3 separate regions of the Homo sapiens genome follow, and all the other regions are linked to region 2. The links are chromatin loops, found by intact Hi-C in ENCODE. Cell type or tissue: endothelial cell of umbilical vein. All regions are shown on one strand.

Region 1 (8,000 bases), 100 kb after region 2:
GGGCCACAGCCAGGTCCAGCCTGTCTTCCCTGGCACCAGGCTCTATGCAGTGGGGGAAACTCGGGCACCCCTAAACTATTCTCCAGTGTTCTCACCAGAGGTGGTCAGCCATGTGATGGCAAGAGTCACTTCTTAAGCTTTTGCTATCCCCAGAAACTTAAAGCAACACCAACCACACCCAAAAGTCAAGTGATATCCAGACAGCAACAGTAGAGCATTAACTGAGTGCAGGGCCGTGGTGACTCCTCGACACTCCAGGCTCTCCTGCTGGTAACCTCCCATTGGCAGAGCCAGGCACTCAGCAAAGCCCTGGACAGTCAGCAGCCTCCTGAACAGGCTCTGCTGTCCCCACTCACGACTTCAGAGCAGCTAGGACTCCTGTGACCACCCCTGTCCCCTGTTCCCCCCCACCCCGCCCCGCCCCGCCAACTGCCTCATCTCTGTCCCAAGATAACTGCTCTCCAGAATTTTCCATGATATGGTCATTTTAAAAGTTTTTTTTTTTTTTGAGACAGAGTTTTTCCTGTGTTGCCCAGACTGGACTCAAACCTCTGGGCTCAAGTGATCCTCCTGCTTCAGCCTCCCAAGTAGCTGGGACTGTAAGTGTGCACCACTGTGCCTGGCTTGATGGTGTCATTTTTCACTGTACGTGTATTTGTAAACCGTATAAATCAGTATCTTTGTGAGTTGCTTTTCTTTCTCCCTTACCTTCATGAGCTGTCTGTGTCCATACACAGTCTCCTCTGCTCCCCTAGGTGGGGTGTGATATTCCATTGAGTAGATATCACAGTTTATTTAACAACATCCTGTTGGTGAGTACTTAGGTTGGCCCCAATTTCTCAATATTACAACAATGCAGCAGTCATTCTCAAGTGTGAGAGATTCCCTAGGCATTTCCTGTGAGTGGAGTTGCGGGGTCACAGGGCATCCTCTGTACCCCTCCTGCGAGTGGGTCTTGTTGCTCAGCTCCTCACCATTTTAATGGACTCTGTAATGTTTGCAGTCATGCTGAGTGTAAAGTTGGATTGCCCATGCATTTCCCTTGTCATGGTGAGGTTGAACTCCCATTTATATTTTTATTAGGCATTCAGGTTCCTTCTGTGAATTTTGTTTCTATTTTTCACCATTTATTCTACTAAGCTGTTTGTCTTTTATTGTTGACTTGTAGGAATGTTCTGAATACAACCCTTTGCAAGTTGTATTTATTCCAGAACTCCCAGCCTGGAGCCTGTCTTTGCACTTTAAACTCCCCTTCCACCCTCCTGGTCCTCCAAGGTGGGGGGCATACTTGAGGATCACTCCTTACTCTCTGCTCAGGCCACCATGAGTCCCTAGACTCAGGCTGCATTTCCCCTACATTTCCCATCTGGGTGGGACTGTAGGGCAGGCACATTTCCCAGAGGCAGGGCAGGGCTGTAGGGCAGGCATTTGGGATAGAAGCTGCCTCTACTCCCAGGATAGAGCCCAGATTCCCCAGTAAGTCTGCCTGTGCCCAAGGCCTGTTCCCTCAGGTTTAGAGACCTGCTCTCCTGGCTGTGGCTGGTGGCAGCACCCAAGCCACCTGTGTTGTAGGTGGGCCCATTCGTGACCTGTCAGACAACCAAATGAGCAGTCTATCCCACTGCCCACTTCCTCATCGCAGGGCTTTGGGGGAAGAAAGCACTAAGCAGTTGAGATGGTCTGAGTTTCTTGTCTCACATCCGGCTTGCATGGAGAACAGAAAGTGAGTGCCATGAGCAAGACTGGGCCTGCAGCCCTTGGAGAGAATCCCAGCACCATGGGCCCAGCAGGAAGGACTGATCCCACCAAAAGCATCTCTGGCCCCTCCTGGCTCTCAGCCTGGGTAGTGCCTACCCCTCACAGAAGTCTGGCCACCTGGCACTCTACCTGGGAGCTCTCTGCTGCTGACTCTGGGAGAATACCCAGGTGGAGATACAACCCAACCCTCCACATCCCACCTGCCTTCTCCCCCTTCCCAGGAACCTTCAGGACAGGGTCACCCAAGTCCAGAGCCTGGGAGCCCCTGGCTGCTTCCCCAGCTAGCATTGACATCTCCAGCCTCCACCACGTCTGGGAGGAGCCCCTGACAGTCGGGAGCATGGAAGGGATTCCCATCTGAACAACGAAACCGCTGAGCGGAGAATCCACATTTCTCAGATCCATCAGAGAATCACAGTCACACAGCACACGCTGTCCCCAAACCAGAGAGACAGGCAGGTGGACACTGAGAACCACAGCTGACTGGAGCAGAGGCTGCTGCTGGAGCCCCATGGGAAGGAACATGGAAAGGGGAATGATGTGGGGACAGAGAGAAACTCATTTTCACCCAGCTCAGTGGAATCCTCTACTGAAGTCCTGAGAAGCATGCACTCAACTGTGAGGAAGACACCAGCTGGGGGTCAGCTAGGCCCATCTCTTCTCTGAGAACTGACCCCCTCACAGGGATTGCCCTGTCCTTCGCCCCAAGGAAGCAGAACATCAGTCTTGGGATGTAAGACCAGCACCCAAAGCTGCCAGCCAGGGCTGAGTGGGCACCTAGGGAGCAGGGTGGGGACAGAGTGGATAGACCAGAGACATTGGCTGCAGTGTGAGAGGCCAGTAGAGATCCAAAGAGATCAGAGACAGGGAGGAAGAGGGACACTCAGAGAGGGACCCAGGAGGGACAAGGAGGGAGAGGGACACTCAGGGACACAGGAGGCACAAGGAGGGAGAGGGACTTAGAGATGGACACAGGAGGGACAGGGAGGGAGGGAGACACAGAGATGGACACGGGAGGGACAGGGAGGGAGGGACACAGAGGGACGTGGAAGGGACAGGGAGGGAGAGGGACACTCAGATGGACACAGGAGGGAAAGGGAGGGAGAGGGACACTCAGATGGGACAGGGAGGGAGAGGGACACTGAGGGGACAGGGAGGGAGAGGGACACTCAGATGAGGGGACAGGGAGGGAGAGGGACACTCAGAGGTGAACATGGGAGGGTCAGGGAGGGAGAGGGACACTCAGAGATGGACATGGGAGGGTCGGGGGGAGAGGGACACTCAGAGATGGACACAGGAGGGAAAGGGAGGGAGAGGGACTCAGGGTCTTAGAGATGGACACTGGAGGGACAGGGAGGGAGAGAGACTGACAGGTGCACTCGGAAAGGACATGGAGGAAGTGTACTTTGGGTGCTCAAGGCAGGCCTGCAGGGTTTCAGGGTCCTCTCTGTGTTCAAGATAAATATTCCCGTTTCTAAAGGTTAGTCATTTTTGTGTCTTGGAGAAAAAAAAAGAGCCCTAACTTAAGGCCACCGTCATGTCTGCTTTGCAGGGTTTGCTGATTCCCTGGGAATGTCACCTGCCGCTGGCACTGGAGCATGTAGCAGTGGGTTTAGTCTTCAGAGGTGGTCTCACGTTGGGGTTCCAGTGGAAGCCACCAACACCTGAGTAGATCAGAGGTGCAATTTCCCATCTTCCCCTCCCCAACAGGATCAGAACCCCTCGGGGGGGGGTTGGGGGTGGAGGCTTTGGGGGTGAGTTTGAGAAGCACTGCCCTGAACAATGCCTGAGGTGCATCCTACCCATACCCCACATGACAGCTGAGGAAACCAAGGCAGGTGGAAGGTGCCAGAACCTGAAGGTGAGCATCTCCGCAGCGCCATGTCTGACTTTTGGTTAGCGATGGGTTAGGCATTACAGAAATGTGGGCTGATGGCCCCACACATGAAAGAGGAGGCAACACCACCCACTCTCTGCGGGAAGACGCGGCCATAGGTTCACCCCAGGACACAGAGCCCTGCTGAGCGGGTAGGCAGGACAGCGTGGAGCCCATGCGATCTACACCAGGGCGGCTGGTGTGGGAGAGTCCCCGCTCCCTCAGAACAGGAGGACAAGAAGAGCTTCCTGCGGATGCACAAGCTGTTGTGATTTGGGAATTTCAGCATTAGAGACCGTGGGTTCCAGGACTAGGGTAAGGAAGGAAAAAGAGAAAAAGGACCCCCAGCCATTGGGGTTCAGTTCAAGGAGCTGTCCATCCTCCTGCCAAGAGGTGGGGTGCAGGGGTCCCTGGGGGTGTGATCAGAGACCCCCTGCCCCTGGCTTGGGAGGGCCCCCTCATGTCACTCCTCACCCCATCCCACCTCGCTCCACCTGCCATGAAGCCCTCCCAGGCCCCCACCCTTCCTTCGGGCTCAGAGCCTGGGTTCAGCTTTCCGAGAGGGACACCTGTCCAGAGGGCACCACCCAGTGGTGGGCACAGTAGTGCAGGCTCCAGACCCCAGGCCTGGTCAACAGGTCACTGTTGTTGCCAAACACAAGCCTGTGGACTTAGAGGTGGTGATGGACACTGTGTTGAACCTCTGCTAAGTGGAAGGCAGGCAGTGTGTCTGGTGGCCGGGAGGCATCGGGGCAGAAAGTGGACGGCCGCCTCTGCTTCAGCCTGGATCTACCTGCCACAGGCAGCCACTCCCGTGTTCAGGACCTTTGTGAGCAACACAGGCCACTGACACCCCACATTTCCCGTGTAGTGACAAAAGATAAAGGACTCTGCCATCATGACTCAGGGAGGACTGGGCTCTGGTGGACTCCACAGGGCCCGGGGAGCAGGCTGGGCTTAGTTTGGGTCCCTGGGAGGGTCCCCTCAGAGGGGAGAGGGCCCTGGAGACATGGATGAGAAAGGAGAGTGGGGACCCTGGGGGCTAGATCTTAAAGGCCATGGTCTGCTGTTTGGAGTTTATCCCAAATGTCTGAAGGCAGAAGAGAGAAGCAGGGCAGGAGCCAGACCCCAAGGGAGGGCACTGGGAGATAGGGATACCACAACCCTACTTGGCCCTTGAGAGTGGGGCCACCCTCAGTCCCACCACTGCAGCTCTGTGCAGACCCAGGCCACCTCTCCCCTCCCCTGACCCTAACCCCCTTCTCCCCTGCTCCTCTTCCATCTTCTTCCTTTTCTCCTTTTCATAGGCAGGTGGCTTGGCTCACCACGTGTGATCCCCAAGGATCCCCAGGCAGTATCTCGTGCTCCACACGTGAAGGCAGGTGCCAGAGGCAAGGTGGAGGCCTGGGCACAGCTGTATATGGGGTGGCAGGCCCCACAAAAGTACCCCTTGGCCACTAGATAAAGGGGCTGTGACCCCAGGAGCTAAGAAGTTCCTTACGACCTGTTCTCAAAGGGGTGCGTGTGATCCTTGCCATCCCCCGCTCATCTCGCCCAGCCCTCACTGTCACCTCCACACTGAGCAAGGTGGAGCACAGCTGGGGTCTCCCTGACTGCTTGCCCAGAGCCAAGGCTACCACAGGAAGTTTAGGGAGGGGGCCTGGTCTCCCTATGCTTCAGTTTCTTCAGCTGCAAAATGACCAACATTGAGTGGGAAGAACCCCAGCATTGAGCATCCAAAGGCACTGGCAGGCTTCCTGGGGGTCCCACCGCATGAGGGCATCAGCACCCTCGAGAGCACCACCTGTCTCTGGCCTCCAGTGAATGGCCTCCTGCCACCTGGGGCCTGCAGACCGGAGGTGAGCGACTGAACCCAGGATCACCTGCCCTCAACCCCCACCCCTCGACCACCCCCTGAGCCCACTGCTCTGCTGAATGATCACACTCTCCCTTTCCCCCACACAATGCAGCATACAGACCTGGACACACGTCAATGGCCCCTCCTTCAGGACCCCTGCTACCCATGGGCAAGACCCGGCCTGGCCCTAACCCAACCCCTGTCCTCCCCTACCCTTTCTGATCCCCTGCCCTACCCATCGTCACTGTTTACTACACTGCCCTCACCTGAGGAGGGGTGTTGGGAAACCCCCACACACTTTAAATTATTTTAAGTGTAATAAAATATACATAACATAAAATGTATCCTTTTAACAATTTCAAGTGTGCAAGCTCTGTGGCATTAAGTACATTCACATGGTTATGCAACCATCACCACCATCCAGCTCCAGAACTTTTTCATCTTCCCAAACTGAAACTCCATAGCCATTACAATTTTGAGTTGTTGCTGGCATTGAAAAAAACAAGAGATTTTATATAAAGATCTGGTTTCTGAGCTCTTTTGAAAAAGTAAAGAGTCCAGGCAGTGCTGGGTGGGATCCTTCTAGGGACAGCCTCAGCTGTAGCAGGTAGGCAGGGCTGAGCACCACAGTCCTCACCACTCCCCACTTCATACCACAGCTCCCCCGCATAGGGACATTCAGGGCAGAGGGGACCCACTGCCCTAGAGGCAGTATCCCCTGGCAGATTGGTTGTCAGCCTGGTCAGCCTGGCTGCAACACTGCACTGGGAGGAACTGGAGACCGAGCAAGGGATGCTACCAGGGTCCAGAGGGAGAATGGAGTCAGACTGCCTTGGCAGAGGGAACAGCCCAGGTAGAATTCACAAGCAGGTATGTGCATAGGGCCTTGAATGGCAAACTAAGGGGTGTGGATAGGTTTGTGGTCAGTTGAAGGTGTGGAGAGCCCTCACAGGGGAGGGCAGGTCTTGGATTTAGCACCATGGCAGAGCAAGGGGCTGGGTCAGAGGCAGAGATAGGAGATGCATTAGTAGGGAGGGCGGCCTGGGCGCTTCTCACCTTTAGCTGCTTTCTCTCATAACCCTCTTGTCCACCCAGAAAGGCTGAAGGGATGCCAGGACGAAGGAACTGTCTGAGGCCTGACTTCACAGGCCACCCAAGTTATCTTCCGCACATGAACAAACATAATCCTAGATGGATTTCTTGGATTAATTTTTAACTTCTTATTTCTCAGAAGAAATTTTAATATATAAAGTACATTTTGATGTACAAACATCATAAAAGATGAAAGAATACTGTCACACAATACTGTCCTTTTAGCAAAATGGGATGGTCCAGGATCTTGTGAAATATTGTGTGATGAAGTCCTTCATGCTGAGTGATTCACTGAATGAGAATGTCATATTTCATTTTTGAAATTAGAAATATATTGTTCATCATTAATTCTTGAGTTCAAGAAAATTTATCTGGGATGTTATCATTTGAAGACTCATTCTAAGATTTCCCTTGTACTTTCATTTTCATCATTATCATTAGAGAGTGCTGCTGTCTTTCTATGTCATCTTCTGAATTGCCTAATAATAGTGAATGTCATTCTCTGCAAATTTTCTAATCTTTGCTGATATAGGCAGCAAATGAAAAATTCTGAATCCTTAACTGTATTCAATGAAAGCTAAATGTGGCTATCAACAGTCTTCGTTTGTGTCTTCTCCTCCTCTTTGTCTTCCTCCTTCTTTTATGACTACAGAAGTTAAACTTTTTAAATCCACATAGAACATAATAATAATGTACCTAGAAAATACTAACAAATCTACCCAGTGATAATATATATATAACATAAAAACATAAAATTTACCATTACAAGCTCTGTGGCATTAAATACATCACGTGGTTGTGTAACCATAACCACCACCATCCAGCTCCAGAACTTTTTCATCTTCCCAAACTGAAACTCCATATTCATTAAAATTTTACTACTACATTAATAAGTGAATTTAGTAAGTTTGAAGAATACAAGATCAATGTACAAAATCAATTGCATTTCTGTATACTAGCAACAAACAAGTAGAAAATAAAAATTTAAATGCCATTTACCATAGCATCAAAAGTGAAAAGTACTCAGGAATTAATTTAACCAAGCATGTATAGGACCTGTATACTAAAAACCACAAAAAATACCTACTTAAGGAAATTAAATAAGACTTTTTAAAAATGGAGAGATATATTTGTGAATTGGAAGACAATATTGTTAAGCTGTCAATTCTCTCCAAATTGATATATAGATTCAATGTAATCCCAATAAAATTCTCAGCAGGGTTTTTTCCCCCTTTGATGGGAGACTTTTTTTTTTTTTTTTTAGACGGAGTCTCACTCTGTTGCCCAGGCTGGAGTGCAGTGGTGCAATCTTGGCTCACTGCAAGCTCCACCTCCCAGGTTCATGCCATTCTCCTGCCTCAGCCTCCCGCGTAGCTGGGACTACAGGAGTCCACCACCACACCTGGATAATTTTTT
Region 2 (8,000 bases):
GTGGGCCTGATCTATCAGCTGAAAGCCTGAAGAGCGCAGCAGAGCTCCCCTGAAGTAGAAGAAATTTCTCCGATGGACAGCAGCTGCACTCAGTTTCTGGAGAGTTCCACATTGGCCTGCTATGTGGATTTCAGACTGGCCTAGCCAGCCCCCACAATCATGTAAGCCAATTTCTTGCAGTAACTCTCTTAATAAATACACTTATCCCTTGGTATCTGCAGGGGATTGGTTCCTGGTCCCTCGTGGATACCAAAATTCATGGATGTCTAGGTCTCTTATATAAAACAGTATAATATTTGTGTATAACCTATGCACATTCTCCCATAGACTTTAAATTATGTCTAGATTACTTACAATCCCTAATACAATGTAAATGCTATGTAAATAGTTGTTACACTGTATTATTTGGGGAATAATGACAAGAAGTTTGTACATGTTCAGCACAGACAAAACAATCCATTTTTTTTTTTTTTCAAATTTTTGGATTTTTTTTTTTTTTTTTTTTTTTTTTGATACTGGGTCTTGCTCTGTTGCCCATACTGGAATGCAGTGACATGATCTTGGCTCACTGCAGCCTCTGCCTTCTGAGCTCAAGCGAGCCTCCCACCTCAGCCTCCCAAGTAGCTGGGACTACAGGCGTGCACCACCTTGCCCAGCTGATTTTTGTATTTTTTGTAGAGATAGGGTCTTACCATGTTGCCCAGGCTGGTGTCGAACTGGTGAGCTCAAGTGATCCACTCGCCTCAGCCTCGTAAAGTGCTGGGATTATAGGTGTGAGGCACCATGCCTGGCCATTTTTTGGGAATATTTTTGATCCTCAGCAAATATTTTGGTAAATATTTTTTGGGAATATTTTGATTTGGGCTATGGAACCCATGGATAGCGAGGGCTGACTATATCTGCTGCTTCTGTTTCTTTGGTGGAACCTTGACTTATACAGATATTTTCATGATATAATGTTAAGTGAGAAGGGGAGAATTCAAACTATATAGTCTAATATCAAATTTGAAAACTTTAAAAATTATGTATGTAGAAAAAAAGCTGGAAGAAAATAGTAGTAGTAATCACAGAGTGGTGGAATTGTGAGTGTTCTTCATTTTTATCTTTGTCCCTTACTATATTTTCTAATTTTTCTGTAATGACCATTTATTTTGTTTTATTAATTTTTTTGTATTCCTTTTATGATCTCTAAAAAATGAAAGGAGGGTATTGGTTTTGATTTCTGAGTAATAGACTAGAATAGCTACTTTGTTGTTTTGTAGAGACCCTATTTTAAAATTCTTGAACCAGTGAATTTTGTTCTGGGTTAGAATTAGAGTTAGTTTTGTGAGTTCTACCTTAAAAATAAGTATAGAGTGAAGACTTGGATATGTTTCAGGAAAGCTAACCTTTCTACTTGGTAGCTCTTTGTTCAGAATAGACTGGTACCGCAAGAATCCTAATCAAACCTTTCCAAGGACTGGAACATTCTCAGCTTCAGTTACTTGTTTTCCTTGAACAAAACAGGAAGTTGTGGCACCGATCTCTAGTTATACCTGAAATGTAGTGTTTTAGCAGATTTGAAAATAGAATGTGAAAGACCATCCTTTTCCTTGTTCTACCTTTAGCTGCACCCCAAGTCCTCCCACCAGTGTTCAGGATGGTTTATCCTATAAATTATAGATCTGCAGTTCTTTTAATTGAGTAATTTAAGGTAGTTATTCTGTAGAAGACCACACAGAAGCACCATCTTTTGTGAGCACTCTGTCTAAAATCTGAGAATCTAAGTCTTAGATTGCTGATATCTGATGACTCTTACTTGACATGTTTTTCGGTTCTAACCAGTATTAGGCAAAAACTCCCTTTTTGTATACTACAGTAAAGTCACATCACATGCTTATTTAATTTAAATAAATTCAGTGTAAGTGCTGGGAAAGAAAGAAACAAGATTAAAAATAATGTATTTATATTTTGTATATATGTATTTTGAATTTTATTTTTTTAGAGACAGGATCTTGCTGTGTTTTTCAGGCTGAACTCGAACTTCTGGGCTCAAGTACTCCTCCTGCCTCTATATATGCATTTTTGTTGTAAGGTGTTCATTACTGTATACAGACAATTGTTTTGTGTTTTAGTAAAGTATAATTTATGTAACAATACAATTCATTCCTTTTAGAATACAGTTTATGACTTTGGACAAATGTAGTCTTGTAACCACCACAGTCAAGATAGATGACCAGTATGGTTTGGCTGTGTCCCCACCCAAATCTCATCTTGAATTGCAGTTCCCATAATCCTCACATGTCATGGGAGGGACCCGGTGGGAGGCAGTGAATCATGGGGGCAGTTATATCCATGTGGTTCTCGTGATAGTGAGTTCTCATAGACGGTTTTATAAGGGACTTTTCCCGCTTTGCTTGGCACGTCTTCCTGCTGGTATGTGAAGAAGGATGTGTTTACTTCCCCTTCTGTCATGATTGTAAGTTTTCTGAGGCCTCCCCAGCCATGCTGAACTGCGAGTCAATTAAACCTCTTTTCTTTATAAATTACCCCATCTTGGGTATGTCCTTATAGCAGCATGAGAATGGACTAATACAATGACATTTCCATTGGTGCCAGACTCCCAGATCCTGGCAACCTTGTGCCTGTGTTCTGCCCTAAAGCTGTTGCAGCATACATTGTTATTTATACATAATAATGTACAGGTTTCATTTATAGTATTTTTGGGGTGATTTGGGGGAAATTTTATTTTGACCTAATTTTACCATCACTCTGATTTTAGCATCTCCCTGACTAATAACCTACAATTGGTCTGAATTTCATTCTTGTTTCTGCCCTACTGTTGCTGCCAGGGCATGTCAAATGAAGATCAGAAATGCCCCCACCCCAGGGCTTAAAGGAACCTATCTTTTTCTTTTTTTAGACGGAGTTTTGCTCTTGTTGCCCAGGCTGGAGTGCAATGGCATGATCTCGGCTTACTGCAACTTCCACCTCCCAGGTTCAAGCGATTCTCCTGCCTTAGCCTTGCAAGTAGCTGGGAGTGCAGGTGCCTGCCACCATGCCTGGCTAATTTTTGTATTTTTTTAGTAGAGACAGGGTTTCACCATGTTGGCCATACTGGTCTGAAACTCCTGACCTTGGGTGATCCACCCATCTCGGTCTCCCAAAGTGCTGGAATTACAGGCGTGAGCCACCGCGCCCGGCCCAAAGTAAATAACCCATCTTATTCCTCAGAGAAGAGAGAGAATTTGCACACAGATATTTCCCTATTTGCACAAGATAGCATCAGAGAATGTGCTTATATTCTGTAAGGATGCTTTACAATTTTAATAGTTGTTCAGGCTGGGTGTGGTGGCTCATGCCTGTAATCTCAGCACTGTTAGAGGCCGAGGCCGGCTGATCATTTGAAGTCAGGAGTTTGAGACAAGCCTCACCAACATGGTGAAACTCTGTCTCTATAAAAATACAAAAAATTAACCAGGTGTGGTGGTGCGTGCCTGTAATCTCAGCTACACAGGAGGCTGAGGCAGCAGAATTGCATGAACCCGGGAGGTGGAGGTTGCAGTGAGTTGAGATTGTGCCACTGCACTCCAGCCTGGGCGACAGAGCAGAGCGAGACTCCATCTAAAAAAAAAAAAAAAAAAAAAAAAAGAATTGTTCATAGTAAAGACTTTGTAAAAAGTGAAAAAGTGCCATTTGAGCCTCAGTGTTTATGTAATACTAGACTGGGTGACCAGTGCCTGCAGACATGATTAGCACTGTGGAAGAGAGGGGCGCAAAGTCTGCAGCATCTTATGACGTAGTCACTAATCAGGCATTTCTCAAGAGCTGCCTGTTAGGGTTTGCCTCTTGGATGACCTCACGGTAGGGTTTGGTGTTGGTTTCCTGGGCATGGGCCGTCAGTGTCAACTTTCATAGCACCTGCAGTTCAGGCTCTTGACCTGCAGGTGTTGCTGTAGACAGTGGGATGGTGACTTTGCCTTTGCTTGTGCTGGGATGCTGACAAAAATCTCTGAAAGGCTGTGTCAGTCCTGGGCTTTTCCTTTTAAAAATCACGAGCAGAATTCTTTAACAGAGAAGAAGGAAAATATGGTAGCACTAAGAATGTCAGTTACTGCCTAGAAACTGTTGTCTTTGTCCTTTGTGCTTGGACTGGTTATCTTTTTGTCCTTTGGATGAGGAACAGAGTGCTCCAACACTGTTGGTGTGCATTGGGCAGTGACAGGGCCCTGGGTCCAACTAGGCCATTCCTCCTGCCCTGGGCAGGGAAGCAGAGTAGTGACAGTGTACAAAGAGGGTGTCATGGAACAATCTAACATATTAACCCCTTCTAGGACAAGCCCGTTAGAACATAATACCTGAGAAAACTGTTCAGTACTTTCTCTTGCTTTGGGTAGTGTGGCCTTTGTGCGCAGTTACAGGGACCTCGGTGCTTCTTGGGAAGGGAATGGCATCATTTGGAAGATAAATTTCAGGTTTCCTAATAGTGTCCTTGGCAGATACTTCATCATCATCATCAGGCTGCTCCCTCCTGACTTGGTCTCCGTAGGTATGGGCACTCTTCACTTTTCTCATCAGCAAAGTCTTTTCCAGTAGTTCATCCCTCCGCTTTCCCCAGCAGGTAACCATGCCTCCTTGGAGTTTGCACTTCATTTTACGTTATTCCTTTATGGCTGGCTGTGCCCACATTTTCAGTGATTAGGGGCAGAGACTTACTCAGCCTTTCTCACTTCCTGGTGCTGTGTGAGATGACCCCCCCAGTGCATGCCGAATTCCATTTCTTAGTACCTCTTCTTTGGTTTTGCTTACTGTTTTCGCTCAGTCTGTTATAACAAAAATACTGTAGCCTGGGTGGCTTATAAACAACAGACATTTATTGCTGACAGCCTCTATAGGAGGCTAGAAGTCCAAGATCAAGGTGCCAGCAGGTTCAGTGGTGAGGGCCCACTTCCTGGTTCATAGACCTCTGTCTTCTCATCGAGCTGTCACATGGTGAAAGGGGCAAATGAACTCCCTTAGGCCTGTTTTATAAGGCCACTACTCATATTCACGAGGGATCTGCCCTTATGACCTAATCGTCTCCCAAAGGCCCCACCTCCAAATAACATTACTTTGGAGGTTAGGTCTTTAACATGAATTTTGGAGGGACACAAACATTCCTTCTATAGCACTCACACACCTATCATGACATCTGTGGCTCTTGATGTCCCTCGGGTGGGCTGTCAGGAGAATAGAAAGGTGCCTGTGCTTCAGGCCTGAGACTTCTTTCCGTGTGTAGGCTCACACTGCCTGAGAAATTTGGGTTCCTTGTTTCGTCTTTAAACAGCTTCTTCCTTTACTAGTCGAGGCTTTTTCAGGTGCCCATTGCAGGAGACCCCTTTGTAGAGTCACGGGGGCTTAATCAGAATCCCCTTCTCTCCATATACCCAACCCCGTAGACTGTGGTGAGGATTGAATGAGACCTACTTAGCATGATTCCTGACAGAGTGTGCACTCAAGTAGATACTAGCTATTATCGTTACTATTATTTCTCTTAAAAAAGAAAAAGCTTTTCATTTTTCTTTCTGATTATACTCAATGTACAATATTTGGAAAATACAGATGAGTATATAAAGAAAATCCCTTCACTTCCTATTAACTTTTTGGGATATTTTCTATGGCTTTTCTTTTCTTTCCTTCTTTCTTTTCCTCTTCCCTTTTCTTTTTTGAGACATAGTCTTACTCTGTTGCCCAGGCTGGAATATAGTGGAGCACGGTGCAATTGTAGCTCAGTGCAACCTCGACTTCCTGGGCTCAAGCTGTCTTCCTACCTCAGCCTCCTGAGTAGCTGAGATCACGGATGTGTACCACCATGCCTGGCTAATTTTTAAAAAATTTTTTGTAGAGACGAGACTCCCTGTGTTGCCCAGGCTGGTCTCAAACTCCTGGGCTTAAGAGATCCTCCTGCCTCAGCCTCTCAAAGTGCTGGAATTACAGGCATGAGTGTCTGTATCCAGCCTGTTTTTTTCTTATGCATGTAAACATATACATAAATACATGTATGTATATTTATAAAATTTTATTACACTTTATCTTCTTTTATGCTGAACAGAGTATCCTTAGCATTTCCTGCATGCCTTTTGCTGATTTTGAATTTGTGATGTAGACCAGCCTGGCCAGTATGGTGACAGCCTGTCTCTACTAAAAATACAAAAATTAGCTGAGTGTGGTGGTGCATGCCTGTAGTCCCAGCTACTCGGGAAGCTGAGGCAGAAGAATTGCTTGAACCTAGGAGGCGGGGGTTGCAGTGAGCTGAGATCATGCCACTGCACTCCAGCTGGAGTGACAGAGCGAGACTTCGTCTCAAAAAAAAAAAAAAAAAGAAATGAATTTGTGATGTACACTGTTGAGTGTTGTCTACCTGAAGTGGCTCTTGTCCTTGGATGAGGGCATATGCTGCATAGTATGCACTGAGAGAGAATAATGAATAGAAAGCCAGGGGTTGAGGGATGTCTGTCTGTTTCCCCTCAGATTCAGCTATCTGTGGACCCCACCTGGGGATTGAGCCTTAGGCCACCTGGCTCAGTGTCATCTTGTGTCATAGCTGCTATTTCACCTTTCCAGTGATTCACCCTGAAACTGCACCTTCTTTAAGAAAGCTCAGGCATAAGAAGCCTCCAAGCGATTTGACTTAAATCACAAGTCAGGAAAACCTGATTTAAGTTGTTAGGAGGACTTTTAAAAAATTCTCACAAGAAACATTGCATTTTTATTTTTTATTTTGCAGTTTATTTTTATTTTGCAGTGAAGGTTATATGCTTCATTTTTAGAAAGCAGTGTTGAGTTTGCTGGATATTGAAGTTATATCAGAAAATAACCTGGTATCTTAACGTTTTCAGAGTTGGATGGGTTCAGGGAGCATGTGGTCAGGGAGGAGGAAGAGGAGTGTTAGAATCATCTGTGGAGTTTTTCCCCTGGAAAAATGTGTATTTCCAAAAATTGAGAACCAGTGATCTGCTTCCTTTTTACAGGTGAAGAAATTGAGATGTACAATGGTCAAGTGCTTTGCTTAAAATCATACATTTAGAAGGTAGGGCCAGAGAGTTATTGGGAATTGAAGCAGAACTACCTCGTGGACTAACTGAGGATTTATTTGCATTGATGTGTTAGAAAAAAGCAACTAATTACCCTACTATCTGAGAGATACTTTTTAAAAACTAGCCAATTTCTTTTAAAATAACCAACTTCTATTTGAATATTTTTCTATAATAATAGTTCTTCTTTTTATGCTAGCTTGGTTTTTTTTTTTTTTGATGTTGGAAAGGTAATATATGTACTTCACAAAATGTTTATTAGGTAGAATTTGAAATACAAAAGACAGTAGACAGAAGAACATGACTCCTCATGTGCTCATTGCCCAGTTCCAACAGCAGCCTGCTTTTCTCCCTCCTGGTTTATTTTGAAACAAATTCTGCCTTGTATCATTTCATCTGTAAATATTTTCAGCCACTGTTTAAACTTCCAGTTTTCTTATAGTGTCCTAATTAAAAGAAAGTTTTGTTTGAATCAGGCTACTAATAAGGCTCCAAACACCAATGCCTCATAGTCAACCCTCCATTTTTCTCTCTTTTTTTTCCCTCAAAATTTATTTGGTAAAGTAAATCAAGTTGTTTGTTTGTATTTCCCACTAGCTGGATTTTGCTGATTATTACCCACATGTGGTTTAGCATGTCCTTTGTCCTATTTCCTATAAGTTGGAGTTGGATTTAGGGTAACATTTTTGAAAGTTAGGAGAGTATGTAATAGAAGCAGGTTCTTCCTAAAGATGACTGTTGTTCAATATCATCTTTTGCAAAATTTTAATATTTTATATGTATGTATATATTTTCCCTACTATATATAGTACACATGCACAGACAAAAGCACATCAGTGAATGTTGCCTTTGTCATATCCCTGGAATGTGCTGTGAACCCTTGCACTAGATAAGCAGCTGACACTGACTGAATACTTCCTGTTGCCAGGTAGCTTCTCCTTAGTGTAC
Region 3 (8,000 bases), 240 kb after region 2:
CACAGGGTGGCCTCTCAGAAGCTTAGCTGTCTCTCTGCTCCTTCCTCTCTCCCTTCCTTCCTCCCTTTCCTTCCTTCCAATCTCCTTTCCTCCTTCTTCAACCCCACCTTCCCCAAGGCTTGGTTCAGCCTGCTGCTTCTCTGTAGACAGGCAAGCAGTGCAGACCCTGGGGCCATCACCCTGATGGCATTTTTAAGACCAACCTCCCCATTGGTTTTCATGCTGAATGGGGGTCACACCTTTCCTTAGGCCATCGATGATCTTTGTGCTGCTCTGGGGAGAGTGTCACACCAAGAGCAGATCCGGGACCCTCTCCTATACCCTTTACACGCCACCGTACCCCCTGTTCCCTCTCATCTCTGCATCCCAAGCATGTCCTGCTTTGTCTCACCTGAGTCAGCCTCACTCAGGCGCCTCTGGGAGGAGGGGGCCCCCAGGTGCTCCCCTCGGGGCCACGTGGGTTGGTGCTAGGACTCAGTGGCTCTCCTGTGAGGGGCCACAGACATTGTGTTACCAGACCCCATGATTTATCTGGTTAACTCTGGAGCCAAGGCATAGAAGTAGAGGTCAGTGGTACCTCCTCCCCAATTTGGGGGACAAACAGAATTCTTGCTGTCTCAACCTCCTGTTGAGGGGGACAGGATGTCCTTTTCTCCTGGACAGAAATCCACCATCTTGATCGTGACAGCCCAGGAAGCAGCAGAGTAGTGGGGTTGCTCTCACCCCACTGGGGAGGGTGGTAGAGAGCAGAGGGCAGTTGATGTCATCCCAGGGAACTGCAAAAGAGCCAGGGTGGGGGCATCACTGGGTGGCCTAGCAGGGGTGGGCACAGCCTGAGAGCTACCCTGGAGCCTCCAGGCCTTCTTGCCCAGTGCTTCCTACGGTCCATGTTCACTTAACGCTCCTTCTCTTCGGAAGAACTGCTGGTCTGTTTCCTCTGGGGAGGGGGGACATGCAGCAAGTCTGCTCTGGGCTGGGTGGAGAAATGCAGCCCCTGACCCCTCCTCTGTCCAACTTCTCCATGTAGCTGCACGGGGAGCTTGGGGCCTCCACCCACTCACGTTGGCAAAATCACCATGTCCAGTGGCCTGTGGATTGGTGCTCGGTGGACACGGATGCGTGTGCCCCAGCAGGCTGGGACCCCCAAGGTGACGAGGAGGTGGAGGTGGGGGACAGAAGCCCCCAATGCTGCCTTGTCAAGGGGGCACACGGCCTCATCCCGCCTGCTCAGTAGGGCGTGGCTGGAGCTTTCGAGGAAGCTCTGGGTTTCTGCTGAGGGGCGCTCACAGCTCGGGGCTGTGGCAGTCTTTCCACATGGGGATAGCATATGTCATTCATTCTGGGGGTCACTTTTTCACATTTCAAGATCTCTGAGGTTTACAACCAGTGTTAAAAGTGGGTGGAGTGGTCTGTTTTGTCTCTTTGGGCGGCTCATCAAGCGGCAGTGTGATCCCGAGGGTAGTGCATCAGATGGAAGCAGTGCCAGGACAGCGGGGTACTCACCAGGGCAAAGGGGTGGCCTGGGAGGCTGGCCAAGGGACCCGAGGGCCCCAGGGAGCCCCCTGCTGGTCAGGGACAAGGAAGGCCTGCAGCCAAGAGACCCCACCGCTGGGAGATGGTGAGGCTGATGGGTAGGCCAGAGCCCGATGGGGTTTGAAAGCTGGGACAGGAAGGTCCCATGGGATGCAGTGGCCCTGGGACCCCCTCAGGCCCTCAGTGCCAAGTGCCCCCAGGCCTCCTTGGCCGCTGCTGCAAGATAGGGAGCAGATGTCCTTCTGGCTTGAGCAAGGGCACTGCTCTCTGTGTCAGGGCCTGAGTAACCCCCCAACCTGTGGATACCCAGCGGGCAGGGGGTCATTGCAGGGGCCTCCTTCCTGCCCCATGTAGTGGGGATGACCAGAGCCAGGGGGACTTGGTGGGTGGATGTCCTGGGCTGCCCCTAGTGCTGAGGGCCCTGGGCGTTTCTCCTTGCCCTTTGGGGGTCACCATCTCAGCAGGAAATACCTGAACTTCCCCTCAAGCAGCCCCCAACATCCCAGGTCTCTGAGGAGTGAGAAACAGGGAGGGAAGGGAGGGCCATTGCAGCCTCTCAGCCAGTGGGAGTCCGAGGGCCATGGGAGCCCCCAGCCACTGCACAGTCTGCCCCAGGGCTGTGGGGAACATTTAGTTTGCTTGTAAGGATGAGCTTGAGGTTTTGGTCCAACTAGCCCCCAGGTCGCCCTTCCAGGTTATGGGGATCCAAGCTCAGGCTGAGAGCCAAGTTTCCTCTGAAAGGCCAGAGCTGCTGTGTCTCTGTCCCCAGGGGCAGAGGGGCTGTGGGGTTGCAGGCTCAGCGTCTGGGACTCTGGGGTGAAGGCTCAGCCATGCCCTGCAGACACCATGGGGCAGGGCTCAGACCTGTGCACCTGTCTCTTGCAAACCACTGTTTTCTCTGTTTTGTAACCCCCCACCCAACCCCACATAACACCTCTGGGTTTAAACAACATGCACCCTTGTGCCGGTCACCTCCCTGCAGCCGGAGAACCTGCTTCTGGCCAGCAAGTGCAAAGGGGCTGCAGTGAAGCTGGCAGACTTCGGCCTAGCTATCGAGGTGCAGGGGGACCAGCAGGCATGGTTTGGTGAGTGCCAGGGGCAGGGTGTGTTGGCTGGCAGTTGGCAGGGCAGGAGGTGATGCTGACAGCCCCTTGTGGCCTCTTCCCCTCTCTCTAGGTTTCGCTGGCACACCAGGCTACCTGTCCCCTGAGGTCCTTCGCAAAGAGGCGTATGGCAAGCCTGTGGACATCTGGGCATGTGGTGAGGCCTGGCCTGAGTTGGTGCGGGGCAGGGCCTCGGGTGTTTCAGGACTTCCCACCTACATCCTGGAGTGTGCAGTGGCCAGCACGTCTTGCTCTCATCTGGGTTTATCTGTGTCAGACCTGCCCTTGAGCTGCCCTGGCAGGGGTCTGCCCACACAGCCAAGAGCCCCCTTTCCACCCAGATTAGAATTGCTCACATGAACCTGGCGCACCCCAGTGCTCGCCTGCGCTCAGCAGAGGTCTGGTCCAGAAGTGTGGTGGGTGGATGGGAGTGGAGAAGAGAGGTCAGGGGCTGTTGGGCCATGGGCAGGGCCACCTCCTTGGGTAGGGGTCTCCTCCCACAGAGGTGGGGAGCAGCAGAGGGGCTTGACATCACCCTCATCCCTGTGATAGTGTGGGTGTGGGGCAGAGGTCAGGGGGCCGGCTGTGCCCTTCTACCCCAGTGTCTGCTGCACAGGTGGGGGCAAAGGAATGCTGAGGACCCCAATGCCCTCCCAGGGCCACAGGAGCTAGGCAGTGAGGGTGCAGGGCATGGGCTTCATGGACGGTGGCACCCTGCAAGTGGCTGCGGTGCTCACAGGCCCCATCCGCAGGGGTGATCCTGTACATCCTGCTCGTGGGCTACCCACCCTTCTGGGACGAGGACCAGCACAAGCTGTACCAGCAGATCAAGGCTGGTGCCTATGACGTGAGTGCACCAGCCCCTCTCTGATGAGCTCCCTTCCTCCAGGTGTGGCCGGGTGAGGGCAGCGTGGGAAGAGGCTAGGAGTGGGGTGAAGCCACCTGTGGCCAGGTCCTGGGTCCTGCTCTCCCAGATTCGTGGCTGGAGATGAAGCCCCTTGGAGAATTCTTGCCCCTGCCTGAGAGGGAGCTTCAGGCCCGGCCGGGGCGCTGTTTCCTTCTGCAGTTCCCGTCCCCTGAGTGGGACACCGTCACTCCTGAAGCCAAAAACCTCATCAACCAGATGCTGACCATCAACCCTGCCAAGCGCATCACAGCCCATGAGGCCCTGAAGCACCCGTGGGTCTGCGTGAGTCGCCCTTGGTGCCCATGGTGGGGAGGGGGCTCCTGGTGGAGATGGCCTCAGACCACTCCCCTGGCAAGGACCCCAAGAGGGTCCTGTTCCTGACATCCAAGAGCTCCCTTGGGTCCCCTGGGTGCTCCTTGTGGCCTCTGGCTTGGGACATACCAGCACGTTTGTGAGGCCTGGGGCTTGGAAGGCATTAGAGGGTAGAGGTGATCCCTTCCTCCCAACTGCAGTCCTGTCTGTGAGGGGCAGAGTGGACGAGGCAAGGGAGAGACGAGTCTTGAAGTCCCAGGCGGGTGGGGACAGACAACCCTTGCCGCAATGGTGGCCGGTGGCTCTTGGCAAGTGGGGACCCCAGGGTGCCACAAGCCTTGCCACCCTGGCCTCTCCCCTGTGCCTCGGGCTCGGCTGCCATATGACCACCCATTTCCCCACAGCAACGCTCCACGGTAGCATCCATGATGCACAGACAGGAGACTGTGGAGTGTCTGAAAAAGTTCAATGCCAGGAGAAAGCTCAAGGTGAGGCCCTGGCCCCTAGTCCCAGGCACGGCCATGCTTCTCTGTGTCCCTCTGGGCTGGAGCAGGGGGGCCTTGGGGGGTCTGGGCAGACCTAGGGGTTACTGCTGCCCCCAAGACTGACTGTTAGCAAGTCCCAGACTGGATGCATCAGGTGAACTCAGGCCAGCTTGGGAATGAGTCCAGAGGGGCCCTGGGCCAGGTGTGGCTCCTCCTAGTTGTCTGTGCCACCTCCTAGCAGCCCTTGGAGGAGCTGTCCTGAAGCGCTCGCTGTGGGCTCCTCACCCGGGCTCTGCAGGCAGCACTCACCCTCTGGCAGTCACACTGTTTAGTACAAGCAAGTCCGAAGCTTCCGGCTCAGACAGGTTTGGTAAGGAGAGCAGAGCCACACACACTGGTCTTGGGTGGGCTGGGGGAGTTCTGGGAGGGAGGTGGGTCCCAGTAGGGTATCCAACCTGCCTGCTTTGGTCAGGGCTGGCTCCGGTGACCGCACACTGGCAGTCCCTCTACTTGTGGGTTCCGGGATGGGGACTTGTTGCCTGACTGCCCTCTGCTGGTCTCTGAGCAGTTCTCCCCGGAAGCCCCAGGACTGTTGCCCTGTCTGAGCCTGTCAGGAAAAGAAGGGGCTGTCAGGGAGCTGGACCCCAGAGGAGCTGCCGTGGTGACCAGCTGTTCTGGTGACCCCTGAGGCTTGAGGGGTCTTGAAGCAGCTAGAAGCTGTAGTTGGTCAACAGGTTTAGGCCCAGGGTGTGTGTAGTTCTGGAAATAGGTGATCTGTCTCAGTGCGGCTGCTGGCTTCCTGGAGCTCTTGCCTCTCTGGAAGGCTGAGGTCATGTCAGCCTCATGACAATGAGGCTGAGCATCTGGGCAGGAGGACAGGGGTCTTATCCTGGCCAGAAGCCAGCAGGGAACACTGATGGGATAGCCCCGGTTTTATCTGTGTCTCTCCCCAGGGAGCCATCCTCACCACCATGCTGGCCACACGGAATTTCTCAGGTGAGCCTTTCTTCTCCAGGGAGACAGGCGCTGCCCCCTCCCTGCTGGCCCACGCAGGAGAGCGCCTCCTTCCTCACCAGCCTCTCCACTCCTCCTCTGCGGCAGGCCTGCCCTCGGCGTCTGCCCTCAGCTCTGAGACCCACTGCCCACCTGGCCCCGCTGGGCTCCCACCTTGGGTGATACCACAGGGTCCAGCCCCCCGAGGCCATCACCTTCGTGCTGGGTCTGTGTCCCTCCACCCCCTGAACACGAGCGTCTGTGCTGCCCCACTGGGGCTCACAGCATCGTGTGTGTCTGTCCAGGCGTTTGTCGGGCATCTATGTGGCCTCCTTGTCATTTTGAGTGCTCTGAACATTGTGTTTTGTGCGGGAGGTGGGCAGAAGGGATGCGGGGTGATGCGGGAGGCTCGGGGGCCTCCTTCCAAGTTCTGGATGAGCTGCAGCCTCCTGTCCCGGCTGCTCAGGGTGGGTGGTTGGGAAGCAAGTTCTCTTGGCAGGGGGGTGGGGTCTGTTATAGACCCCTGAGGCCCAGGGCGCTGGCAGACCCATCGGGCATGATGTTAGCCCCGGAGTGGAGCCGGCAGCCCAGGTCTGGACAAGCTGTACCTGTGGCTTCTCCGTCGTCCGACACTCCGTGTGCGAGCGTCTGTGATCCGTCTCTCTCGTTGTCCGTTTGCATCTGGTGCCCCCCACCCGCCATCCTGTTACTTTTGCTGTGATGCTGTAATGCCGGGAACGCGTGCACACGGTCACACCAACACTAATAGGACTGTCCTGTCTGCTGTGTGCTCACCACACCCTTTGGGCATGAGAAGCCCCCACTGGGGTTTTCTAAGGAGAAAGGAGGCAAATGCTTTTCCGTGTCAATCAGTCCAATCTTGTTTTCACTCTCTTGAGCAAAGGATTCTGGAACCATCTGTCACCTAAACTTTAACTCTAATCTTCTTCTGCTTCCTTTGTCTCTTTTCTTCCCTTACCTCGCCCACCCCTCGTCTGTGTCCGCCCACCCCTCCCTTCCCCTCGTCTCTAACCCGGTGCTAACAGTGGGCAGACAGACCACCGCTCCGGCCACAATGTCCACCGCGGCCTCCGGCACCACCATGGGGCTGGTGGAACAAGGTAGATGTGTCTCGACCAGCGTCCCGCCCGCTCCCGCCCGTCCCTCCTGCCAGCATGCAGCCCCCTGCTGCACGCAGCCGCTGGCCGGGCTCCAGAGCCGCCCCAGAGGCCGCCAGGCCCCCGGGAGCCCCTGCTCCCGTGTGGTCACATCCCAGCAGAGCCCACCACAAGGGCAGGGAGGCAGCCCCCAAGGCTCCTCGCCTGTAAGAGGAGGGGCTGGGCTAGGTGGCCCCTGGGCTACACCAAGCCCTTCTGGTCCTGGCCCCCGAGGTCTGGGGGTCCGGAGACCCCCATTAAGAATGGCCTGGGCCCACAGGGAGCCACTGGGCCTGCTGCTGGGGGGTCTGAATCCTGAAAGGAGAGCCTTGAGGAGCAGAGCCAGAGAGGCAGAGGCCCTTGGGGCAGACACACACCCTGCCCCTCTGGGGCCGCATGGAGACGGTGGTCTGTGCTGCTGAGTCCTACACATGCATGTCTGCCCTGAGCATCCCCCCAGGACAAGCCGCTCTGGAGTGGGTGAGGGTTTTATGCACCCTGAGGAGACTTTCAAGGCTTCCTCTTGGGTTGTTTCTGCAAAGTCCTCCTCCCCTGGCCTCAAACCCTGTGAGGGAAAAGGCCGGCACTGGCCACCTGCTCCTCTGGGCTGTGCGGGGCCAGAGCCAGAGGCCCAAGTTGGCTTCTGCCCACCTGCTGGCTTGTGACCATGGGCAGACCCCATGAGGGCTAGGCGACCCCAAGACCTCCTTGCAGCTCCAGCCTGAGCTGAAGGCTGGTGAGAGCTTAGGGCAGGCCAAGCTGACAACGCCTGGCCACAGAACACAGAGGGCTACAGGGGTGACCCCAGATCCTCCCTGGGCTGAGCTGCTGAGTTCCCTGTCGGTGCCTCCAACGTGGGCTGGGGACCCGGCAGAGGTTCCAGGGTGCTGGAGACTGCCTTCCCCAGGCCTCCTCATGACCCACAGGGTGAGCAGCCTGGCCTTCCCAGCCAGAGAACCCTCCTTCTGGGGAGGCCCAGGGCGTCCTCGGGGAGGGCAGTCTATTCTCCTCCCATGAGCCCAGTGGACGTGTCTAGCAGGCAGCACCCCGGGAGAGCCCTCCCACGTCTTCTCCATTTGACAGGCCTTTCCAGAGCGCAGGCGGGAGGGGGCTGTGATTAGAAAAGAGTGAGGCTAGTGGCTTCTGGGGAGGCACTGCTGCCCAGGGGACAGTGCTGAGAGACAGCTGCCTCTACGCTGCCCTGTGCCCGGGGCTCCCGCTGCAATGCCCGCCTGTCTGCAAGTGAACGTGGGGCGACGGTGCATGAGGCCCTGCATGTGTGGCTCCACCCTGGGCGCCGAGAGCAGCTCTGTCCTGGAGGGTGGTCAGTGCATGTGGACAGAGCCCAGCATGGCTGTCCTGGGTGACCAGCTAAGGGGACAAGGCAGAGGCAGGGCTGAGAGGACCACCCATCCTGCTAGGTCAGCCCAGCTCAGCCATATCACACGGCAGTGAGCATGGAGCTCAGTTCTCTGCCAATGGCAGCTGAGTCTAGTACCATCCAGTCAGA

The links. A loop is a pair of places that touch in the nucleus more often than their neighbours do. Peaks named below come from ENCODE experiments on the same cell type or tissue, not always from the same donor. Only the 100,000 strongest peaks of a DNase experiment are listed, where the experiment ranks them.
Region 1: it touches region 2 in a loop (10-fold over the local background); 25 of 110 quality-filtered maps call a loop at or near these places.
Region 3: a loop joins it to region 2, with 9 times the contacts of the local background. A loop is called at or near these places in 98 of 110 quality-filtered maps.

Annotation. Positions count from the first base shown.
Region 1 is chr7:44,371,796-44,379,795 of GRCh38, reverse strand. NUDCD3 (NudC domain containing 3) reads left to right here. Exons shown (of 6, transcript NM_015332.4): 6 at 1-677. Among named protein-coding and RNA genes, the nearest start is that of CAMK2B, 50 kb to the right of the region's middle. RefSeq lists an enhancer at 1,628-1,817. In endothelial cell of umbilical vein, a CTCF peak has its summit at 4,266 (motif pointing left); a DNase peak (open chromatin) is centred at 885; H3K27ac peaks cover 1,755 bases.
Region 2 is chr7:44,473,453-44,481,452 of GRCh38, reverse strand. All of the region lies in intron 2 of NUDCD3 (NudC domain containing 3), which reads left to right. Among named protein-coding and RNA genes, the nearest start is that of NUDCD3, 13 kb to the left of the region's middle. RefSeq lists a silencer at 3,809-4,103. In endothelial cell of umbilical vein, a CTCF peak has its summit at 3,910 (motif pointing right); a DNase peak (open chromatin) is centred at 3,932; H3K27ac peaks cover 1,081 bases.
Region 3 is chr7:44,238,043-44,246,042 of GRCh38, reverse strand. CAMK2B (calcium/calmodulin dependent protein kinase II beta) reads left to right here. Exons shown (of 24, transcript NM_001220.5): 7 at 2,516-2,618; 8 at 2,710-2,793; 9 at 3,389-3,483; 10 at 3,703-3,825; 11 at 4,260-4,343; 12 at 5,294-5,336; 13 at 6,380-6,454. Among named protein-coding and RNA genes, the nearest start is that of YKT6, 41 kb to the right of the region's middle. RefSeq lists enhancers at 4,617-4,716, 4,737-4,806, 4,967-5,166. In endothelial cell of umbilical vein, CTCF peaks have their summits at 1,380, 1,580 (motif pointing left) and 4,905 (motif pointing left); a DNase peak (open chromatin) is centred at 4,872.